Regions from separate parts of the Homo sapiens genome. Here region 2 is linked to region 1. A link is an interaction called in ENCODE POLR2A ChIA-PET data of the cell type or tissue named here. Cell type or tissue: OCI-LY7. All regions are shown on one strand.

The links. ChIA-PET counts read pairs that join two places held together with the same protein. Peaks named below come from ENCODE experiments on the same cell type or tissue, not always from the same donor. Only the 100,000 strongest peaks of a DNase experiment are listed, where the experiment ranks them.
Region 2: POLR2A ChIA-PET joins it to region 1 with 10 read pairs; 3 of 35 experiments call an interaction of 5 or more read pairs at or near these places.

The regions. Positions count from the first base shown.
Region 1 is chr2:5,844,270-5,849,269 of GRCh38, reverse strand. No RefSeq gene overlaps it. Among named protein-coding and RNA genes, the nearest start is that of LINC01810, 34 kb to the right of the region's middle. In OCI-LY7, CTCF peaks have their summits at 3,047 and 3,248; no DNase peak of the experiment used is centred here.
Region 2 is chr2:5,694,252-5,699,251 of GRCh38, reverse strand. It overlaps SOX11 (SRY-box transcription factor 11), which reads right to left. Exons shown (of 1, transcript NM_003108.4): 1 at 1-5,000. Among named protein-coding and RNA genes, the nearest start is that of SOX11, 4.4 kb to the right of the region's middle. RefSeq lists silencers at 2,096-2,265, 2,556-2,645. In OCI-LY7, CTCF peaks have their summits at 884, 2,779 (motif pointing left) and 2,984; DNase peaks (open chromatin) are centred at 1,851, 1,971, 2,661, 3,111 and 4 weaker places; H3K4me3 peaks cover 5,000 bases; H3K27ac peaks cover 5,000 bases.

The sequences.
Region 1 (5,000 bases):
TTACATATAAAATACAATCCCATAGGCACTTGAGTGGTGTCCAGAAAATAAGGGCTCACATTTGACCTTTGTGGAAGAGATGACAAAACATGACCCCAGGTTCTCCAGAACTCTGAACAAGTGGGAGGCACGGTCATAGACAAGAACCAAAGAACAGAGCTCAGAATGCCACTCACTAAGCCCCAGACCCAAAGGAAAAGCCTCATTGTAAAAGCATTAATATGATTATCTGCATTTTGAAAGCCTAACTTCAGGCAATATTGTCAAGCACAGATGCCTAATTTAGTGTGGTTAAGTTTCTACAATCTATATTTGCAAATAAGCCATATGGCAAGACCAAAGTATTGCCCGCTCCATGCTAAGTACCACCCCCACCATGTGTGTGTGCATGCACACACGCAGAACGACATGCACTTTTTTTTCCAGAAAGACATGCACTTTTTCTTTTCTGTTTCACATCTGATCCACTTATTTCTGGCCCACTGAATAAAGAGGGAAAAAATTAGTATATTCTGAGTATTGCAAAAGTCAGACTGAAAAAAGATATTCGCAAAAAGATTTCAAGAAATATAATCTAAATCCTTAGACATTTCTAAGAAGAGATGTAAATATCCCATTGAATTCAGAGAAAACTGCTTTTCTGAGAACTTTCTATGGGCAGCCTTTACCAATACACAAGTCCCTTTCTAGGGACGAGGTATACACCAAGCACCTTAAGAAGGGGCAGAAGAATGTATCGGCATTCTGAGAACCCAAAACATTCCTATAGTGTTGTTAACCTGTTATTAAATTATCATGTAGCAGTTTAAACTAGGCAGCCCCTCACAGGGATCTCCAAGTGTTCACTAGTGTTTTGTGAATATTACGCTGCAAGGCAGATCATTATGAAAGCATGCCATCTTGTAACCCACACCTATCCACATCCCCCTCCTTTGCAAATGCCTGTTCCATCAGATTCTCAATTTATTTACAAGATGTTCTTATTGTCTTCAAATGACAGATTTATGGAGCATCTAACTACAGTAATCAGTCCTTGTAGCACTGTTCACTTACCTATTCTCAGAATTTTTCTGCAACCTGTATTATTTCCTATAAAATAAAGCTAAAATTTGTTAAACAACAAAAGGGGGTTCAAGAATCTGTGGCATGAAGCAGGTTCCCTGCACCAGGATAAGAGAGCAAGGTGGGCTTCCTCACCTGGACTCATTCACAAGCTTTGATGTTTTTTCACTTTATTAACCTCTAAAATACTTGACGCAGTATCTCTTAACTAAAGAGTACAATAAAATCTCAGACAAAAAATTCAGCTATCATTAAAGGACCTCATGTGTGTGTGTTGCCAGGGGCGAGGGGTGGGGAAGCTGGTACTAGATGTCGAGGAGCTGAGAAGCATAAAAAGCCAGGGTCTAGATCCAACCTTCAACCTTTTTTTCTTTTGAGACTGAGTCTTGCTCTGCTGCCCAGGCTGGAGTGCAGTGGTGTGATCTCAGCTCACTGCAACCTCCAGCTCCCAGTTTAAGTGATCCTCGAGCCTCAGCCTCTGGAATAGCTGGGATTACAGCCTCCTGCCATCACGCTGGACTAATTTTTGTATTTTTAGTAGAGATGGTGTTCCACCATGTTGGCCAGGCTGGTCTTGAACTCCTGACCTCAAGGGTTCTGCCCACCTCGGCCTCCCAAAGTGCTGGGATTACAGGTGTGAGCCACTGTGCCCAGCCCAAAGTATAAAATTCTAATTATGTCACTTTTTGCTTTTCCTCTTAAAATCTTTGCCTACTATAAAGGTTATCATTTGGGGGTACACACCAGAATCATCTGAGACTTTTTAAGGTTTTGGCTGCCCAGGTGAACTCTGAGCCCTCCAACATTAGGAAGCTCTGGCATGGGGTCCAGGCACCTACAATTTTAAAAGTACTGCTCTATGGCACGGCAACTACGCTCGGTCGTCTGTGCCCAAGTGGCACATCCAGCACCGCCTTTTGCCGTCCGTCAGTCCTCATGAGTGCCCCTCTACCAGCCTTCAGCCTTTAAGCTCCTCTGCTTCAGTTACTTAGAACTTCTCAGTGGTCTCTGAACATTCAGGGAGTTAATTGTTTCAAGCTTTCATACGCATAGTTCCCTCTAAAACAGCTCCTGTTTTATATTCTTTCCGGAAAACCCCCACAGGTTGCTGAACACCAGGCCTCATTTCTGTGAAGGCGCATGAGTCAGCCGTGTCTTGTGCTTAGTCACCACACGCAGAGACTTTGGGTTTGGGTTTATACATCTATCTTACCCTTGAGTTCTTCAGCTCCTTAGGAGAGGACATTGGAGCTCGCTCTGCTCCCCCGAAACCTAATGTAATGTCTATGCAGACAGCATAGACAGAAATTGTCTCTTGGATGAACAAAGAATACCTGGACATAAGATACTAGAAACAATGGGTAGAAATTTCAGGAAGCTGAATCCATACCAGGACATTTTGATTGTTCCAGTCTTCCAATGGTGAAATGTAGTTCTTATGAAGACACGAGCTTCCTTCTCATTGCTAGAGATGGGAAGTATCCACACGAGCTCAGTAATGCTGTTGAGAGCTGATTCTCTTCTCCAGTAAAGGTTGGAGTGGAATGAGCATGGATATTGGCTCTGATGACCAGCCATGGGTCAAGTTCTATTCCTCAATCCATGTCTAATGGAACCTCCTACCTGGGGAGTCAAGGCAGGTGGATGCTCAAGTGAAAAGTGAGGAATGTAGACATAAAGAATGGGGAATCCATGTTGGAGGGAGGGAAAAAGTCCCCTGGCAGGATGAGCTGGGAAATGAGACAGAGAAGGGGTAAATCCCGGGGCAAGGGGTCTTTTAAACCATGTTACACAGTCTGTACATTTTTTACTGGGAGAAGCAGAAAGCCGCTGAAATATTTCAGGCAGGGAAGCAACATCTCCAAAGCTTAGGAAGCTCTGCTGGCAAGTGTGTGTGGGAAAACACAGGCTTGCACTAGTATCCATGCAGAGGAAAAGGGGAGTGTGGTAAAAAATGGCCACTGCCCTATGGAAGTCACTGCTGACCTGACCACATTGAGGTTAAGGAAGCCTTCTAAATTCTTCTCACTTTACATACTGGCTTGCATTTTTGTCATCGTTGGCTTTAACAGCAACATCTGAAAAGCAGATTTATTTGCCCTAGTGAGCTATGGCTATGGACAGCCAGGGTCTAGATCCAACCTTCAAGTATGCTCCCTGGCCTCCAGCAATCACCAGCTCTTAGTACACCAGCGCCTCCTGAGGCTATGCCTCACGTCTCTCCTCATTTATGTCTTCCTGTTCAGCACCTTCTGCAGCAAAACCCAGCATCTGTGTCATCGTCTCTGGGAAGCATCTCAGCTCACAGTAGAAAGGTGGTTGTTCCTCCCGTGTGTCCACAGGACCTGCACCTGACGCTTTCTAATGAACCCATCTCCAATTCAACCCAATCTTTCAATCAGCAATGCTCTGCTAAGTAATAAATATCGGAAACAGCTAAAGGTAGCATAAAGAGTAGCAAGTTAAGAAGCAGAGCCCTACTTTTCAGATCATCTATTACCAATATCCTGGGTTACCAAGGGCAAATCAATTCCTTTCTCTGACCCTCACTTTCTTTACTAATGATCTAACTTCTTATTCTAAAAGGGATGATTCTATGAATTTTTTTTTTTCGAAAAAGCCCAGACCCGAATATTTGCTGGAAACTGAAATTTCTTAGCATGACATTCAAAGCCCCTTTTAGACTTGCCTCTAATCCATTCTACTCTCCAACTCCAGCCTTCCTTGTTGGACCTCTTGTTCTCGGGCACCTGAAAGTAACAACTACCACTGTTTTCCCCTGCTCCCCACTGTGCCTCAGCACACTCCACTGCCTCATTCTTCCTATCCAATAAATTACGTATTCTTCAAGACAGAACACAATACCTGCTTCTCTATCAGATCATTTTTTCCTCCTCATGGCTAAACTAATCAACATGCTCTCAACTCATAAGCAGTCAGGACAGAACTCCTCTTGGGGATGTCTTAGCATCTCCAGCCAGAGATTTCTGGCTCTCTCTACAAACATGATAACAGCATGGTAGACAGCGTGTCTCTCAAATGAATGGCACACACCCCCAGTGTTAGCTGAGATAGTTCAGGGAGCATAAGAACATGCCCCATCATAGCTGTGACAGTAAATTACTGAAATATATTTATGTGGGAACAAATCCAGCATAATAGATACTAAGTAAACACCACACTGGAGGTGCAACACCTGGCAAAATGGTGAAGTGGTATATGAACAACTGATGTTTGGAAACTACAGTCAAGTGGAAAAATCATGGGATTTTGATAGAAATCTGGAGTTCAATGTAAGTTCTGCTATAAGCTTCCTGATCCCCCAGAAAGGCATCTGGGCCACGTGAAGTCAGTGTCTTTTTTTTAAACTGGGGAAATGGGTTATTGTTATTGTAAGCCTATTTCTTTCTCTAAACTGTGAGCACCGTGAGACTAAAATAGGTTTTTTAAAAAAATCTTGTCTTTTATGTTTCACCTACCACAGACATGAATATATAGTAGGTGATCAGTAATTGTTAGTTGAATTAATATATTTGTTTTTAAAATTATTTTTGTAGAAATAATCCCTTTAAAACAGTACCTAAATCACATCTTTTAGCAATTGGTGATAACAATTTCTGATAAAACATCAGAAATTGTTTCTGTTTCATCTGAAACAAAGAATTGTTGTTTTTCCTCCTCACTGATGATTTTTTCTAGAGAAAATGGTACCAGTATCACCACACTTTAAAACTTCTTTCCAAGCCCTTAGTCAAAAGTCCAAGCCCTTTGGAGAAAAGTCATTCCCTTATTAATTAGGTCTGGGACCCTGCAATATTATTGATTCATCTTGCTTTGGAATTATCTGGTTTATTCCATGGATCTATATTACTTTTATAAACCATATTTCACTTTCACTGACCTCTAAATTCCATGGGAAATATATTGGAGAAAACTCA
Region 2 (5,000 bases), 150 kb after region 1:
CTTATCTACTGATAAAATTGACAACTCAGTAAACTATTTTCGCTGGTCTTCCTACATAAGAAAAAAGCACAAATATATTTGCCTCAGAAATCTGTTAAAAGCAGGGAACCACACAGTAAAAGAGTATAAAGATTCTATAAATGGGAGAGTCCAAGAAAACCTCTCTCAAAGTGTCCACAAGGATACATATGCCCATTAGAAGAAAAGTAAGAATATACATATTATTAATCATATCAGAGAATAAAAAAGTTAAGATTGATATAATATATTTATATTGAATGACTACTTTAAAATAGAGCAACTTATTTGCCTTATTTCTCAAATTCCTTGGGCAAAAGTCACTTAAATTCTGAAGTAAAAAACAAATGTAAATTTCTTGTACTGTACTAATATCAGATGATTATGATTTCAAGTCCCAGAAGAGAAAAATAAGTCTTGTCTTTTGAGTCTTTTTCTTTCATGAAAAAAGCAACTAAATCACCCTGACTGCTACATTTATGCATATTTAAATCACTTCCCCTTGATTAACATTAAAAAGAAACATCTCTGCCCAAAAGAGTTGTAATGATTTCTTTCTCTAGCTAAAGGATAATCATTCTACAAATAATTTGCCCAGTGTCTGTAGTCATTCATAACATACACAATATTTGCAAAGCACAGTTTAAGTACACTGCCTTTTATTAGCATTTTTTTTTTTTTTAAATAAAAGGGATGCGTATCAGAGTGTAAGAACTGGAAATTACTTCCACAGTTTAAAGAATTAATAAGAGAATGCTGGTTCAATTTCTTAAAGATGGAAAGCTTACCAAAATGCCATCAGAGTCTGTGAACTACTTATAATAAACAGCAGGATCCCCACTGGCTAGGCTGCCGTGCACACAGCACCCACCCGCCACCCCCAGGTTACCATTTTAAGATATTCTGTCAATGCTTAGTTAAAAATAAGACTTACTTAAGAGACCAACAAAAAAAAATCAATTAAACTTTTATTGAAGACTATCCAGTGGCAAGAATACCATGTGTATTATACTATGTTTTAGACACTCAATAAAGAATTCATTAAGATGATTCTCACAACGCACTCATCAAAACAGCCTTAAATATTGTTAAAAAGCGCATTGAAGCGCCTGTCCTGAGTTCTAACAGGTTTTAAATTTAGATTGCCAAACAATTACTTTTATTTTTGTATCAAGTTAGGCCACATGGCTTTAAAAAAAAAAAATCTTGACTATCTCTTCCCATTCTGAAGCCAAATTATTACTTTACTAATTTACTTAAAGTTTCCACCTCACCACAGAAAATGTCCAAGATTCATCTATGATTAAAACAGAAAAGACATGCCAAGTTTTCAGGCTTTCAAAATACATAGATCAGCCTATCAATGGGTTTACGTTGCCAACAAGTTTCGGAACTGCAGCAGAGGGCTGCCACATAAAATCACCAGCACGGAGCACGTGTCAATTGTAAACCGCTGGTTCAATTATCCGTGGCTAAAATAAATGTACCACCAATGGCTGCATTAGTCTACATGTTGAGGGGGTGTGGGGTAAGGTAAACAACTCCAGAAATCCAGTTCTATATTGAGAACCTGGTTAACGCCATCAGCCCCTTCTTTTCCCAAATGTACTACTGAAATCTGATGGTTTATCGAAAGGAAAAAGCCACAGAAAAGAAACCTGTCCATCTGCAGCAAAAGCTTGCTGGCTTCGCATCCCAGGGGTGGGGGCTGGGGAGGAGGCTCGCCCAGAGCGGGAGGCTGGGGGGCGGGTGAGAGGCCCGAGTTCTCAGTCGGGGGGCCGGGGGAGGGGTGGTGGTAAGATCGAGTAAGGCAAAAGCAAGCGGGAGGGGAGGCGGGAAGGGCGCCGGGGCCCCTCTGGCCTAGCAGCTGCAGTTACTGTGCGGACGCTTCCATTCGGTCTCGCCAAATCTCAGTAAAAATGGAAGGCCAAACCTCGGTCAATCATCTCAGTAGGTGAAAGAGTCGTGGTGATTTTGCAGTGAGTTTCAATCAGCCACTGAAAACCTCCTCCGCTGCGGGCGCCGCAGCTCGGGAGGCTGAACTCCGGGGCTGGCACGCTGGGCCCCGAGCGGCCTCCCAGCCTCCCTCCTCCCAGACCCAGCAGAAAAGAGGCGGCGGATGCTCGGAAGGGGGGCGGGAGCCCGGGGCGCGCGTGCCCGGCCGCGATCGCCTGCTCGGGCCTGCCGCGAGGGCTCGGGGACACAGGCCGGTCAGGAAAAATGGTGGGGAGCGAGGGGGTGTGGACAGGCAAACGGGGTTCAGCGAGCGGGGAGCGCCAGCGGGATGGGTCGCGCCCGCGCCGCCGCCGGAGCCCCCAGGAGGCTCCCGGAGAACAATCAAGATGCGGATCCACCTTCGTTGCGGCGGCCCCGGGGAGCTGATTCCGGGGCAGCCCCTGAGCCGGCGCGCGGGGAGGGCGTGGTGAGGGCCCGGGGTGCGCGGGTGCGGCAGCCGCCTGCTCCCCGGGTTTGCTTTCTTCCTCTCACCCCGCAGCCCCGAGGCTTCCCTCCCCGGCCCGCGGGCCCGGGAAGCCAGCGCTGGTGTCTCCGCGCGCCTCAAGGGCCCGCGGCGGGGCGCGCCCAGGAGCACGCGGTGGCGAGGCAAGAAGAGCCAGGCACGGGGACCCGGAGCGTCAGGGCTCTGCCTTGCGCGTCCCGGACTACCGCCCGGGTGCCCTCTGCCACCCCCTGCTCCCCACGCCCTCACCAGTGGTTCGGCCCTCCCAGGCACCCCGGAGACCGCGACTCGGATCGCACAGAGGCCATGCCATGTTCCTCGGGGTGCCCTCGGCCGGCCTGCCGCGTCTTCCCCCGACTCCCGCCTCCCTCCCGCTCGTAGCCTGGGTCCCGCCGCGCCCCGCGCCCCCTGCGGCCCCGCACCGTCCTCCTTCCCTCCGACAGCTCCACGGCCCCGGGGGACAGAAGGAAACAGACACCGACCACTTCTCTCCTTTCCTCTTCCCCTTCCCCCTTCACCGCTAGAGGTCAAACACTGCGGCGGCGTTCTCCGCCAACAACCACCTCTGAGCACACGCGAAGATGCAGCGTTAAAAATAAAGAACAGAAAAAATTCAAATCTGGAAACGGCTGTCCCCACCCTTTGAGAGGCGGGGATAGAAGTGCCCCGAGCGCTCGCTGCCAAAGGCGGCTGTCACCGCGAGGCTCAGCGGGGACGCGGCCCGCCGCAGAGAACACACAAGCCCCAGCGAGCAGGACCCCGACCAAGGGAGCTGGCAACCCAGGCCCCTCCATCCGCCCCTCCCCGGCCAGCTCCCGAGCCTCCGCGCAGCCCGCCCGCCAGGATGGGTGGGGAGAAGAGGCAGGGAGTGGAGGAGGAGGTGAGAAAGGAAATGGGGAGCTGGAGATGGAAAGGGAGGGCAGAGAGAAAGAACACCCTTCCCCTGTCTTTCACAACTAGCGGAAGAGGAAAAAGAAATCAGCCTGCTAATTGAACACTTTTCAGCCTAACCCCCTAAATGTAGAATTCTCTCCTGCCACCTCCCCTCATCCGCGCACACAACAGCCTCACCACCGAATGCTCTGCGACAACAGGACCTCCAGTTTGACTTCCATAGAGACTATTGGCGATGCGAGTTTCTATCAGTTCCAGCTGATTTATTAAAATTGTCAAGATACAGACTTCCAGCACAAAAAAAAAAAAAAAAAAACAGGCAATGATGTCGACAGTGCATTGAGTCTGCTTTGCCACCATTTGCTACAAAATATGCAGATGGTCTGTACTTTATTTAGATTATATTGCACAAAATGAGAAACTTTTTAAACTATGTGCCTTTTTTTTTTCTTTTTTGCTAAAAATCGAGAATCCAGTTTCAAACCTTCCATCTGGGGCCCCATCCACATCACAGCGTATGAGATACATAAAGTCCTACTATAGTACAGTACATATACAATCTTTAAACTAAGATAACAGCTCTGAGGTCTATATCACCATTTTCAATAAATCTTTACCTACAAATATTGAACAAATCTCTACTATAGCTGTACAAAAAAAAGTTTGCTTTTTTTTTTTAAACCACAAGGCCTTTAGATGCAAGGATTATTTTAAAATTTTAATCCTTTTTAAACCAGGACATAACGTACCAACATACTTGCATGCTAAAAAACAGAGGAAAAAAAAGAAATCAAAAGGGAAGAAGTGCCTGAAAGTCTTACTGAAAAAACACAGCAAGAATGTTCCCTTTTCACTGTACAAAAATACGCCTGAAAATATATTAATTTTTAAAAAAGACTGAGGTCTGTTATGTATCAAAAATGTTTCAATACCTTTTGTACTGAGGTCTAGGCTGTCTGGTATTCAATCAAGGAGGTATAAGGGAACAAGTTACAAAAAAAAAGTTGGCAAGTAGAAATCACATTTGTAAAACCATAAACAATTTGATCTGAAAAGTAAACTCTGATCTTAAGTCAGTTCACAGTTTTTTTTTTTGTAAGCGTTTGTACAGTCTGCATTTTTTCAAGCTCCCTGCAGTTTTGTTAAGAATCGGATGCATAGAAGACATCAGTTTTCTCCCTCCAAAAAAAAAAAAAAAAAAAAAAAAAAAAAAAATTAAATTAACAAAAGTTGCAATGGTCCCTTTTTTTGTTAAAAAAAAATCACCAGTTCTTTAAGTTCTCTTAAGAAAAAAAAATATCTCCACCAACTCCCTAGAGTAACAGTTGTGCTGCCAAAAGGGTCCTCTGCAGACGTCTTCCAGACTTCAAAGACCGACAAGCTTCAAACAGCGCCTTCCGGAGCGGGTCCTACCTCCCCTCCCCCGCCCCGCCCCCTCTGCCTTTGTTGCAATCACGAATTTCAGGAAAAAGAAATAGTAATTACAAAAACACATTTTTTGGGAAAATAATCACAACTCCAGACTAGGTATGCAACTACCTTGAGACACGATAAAGGAAGGGAGGGGGGACAAAAAAAGGACAGGAAAAATGTTTAAAAACTACTCATTTCACTTTAACTCCACCAAAAT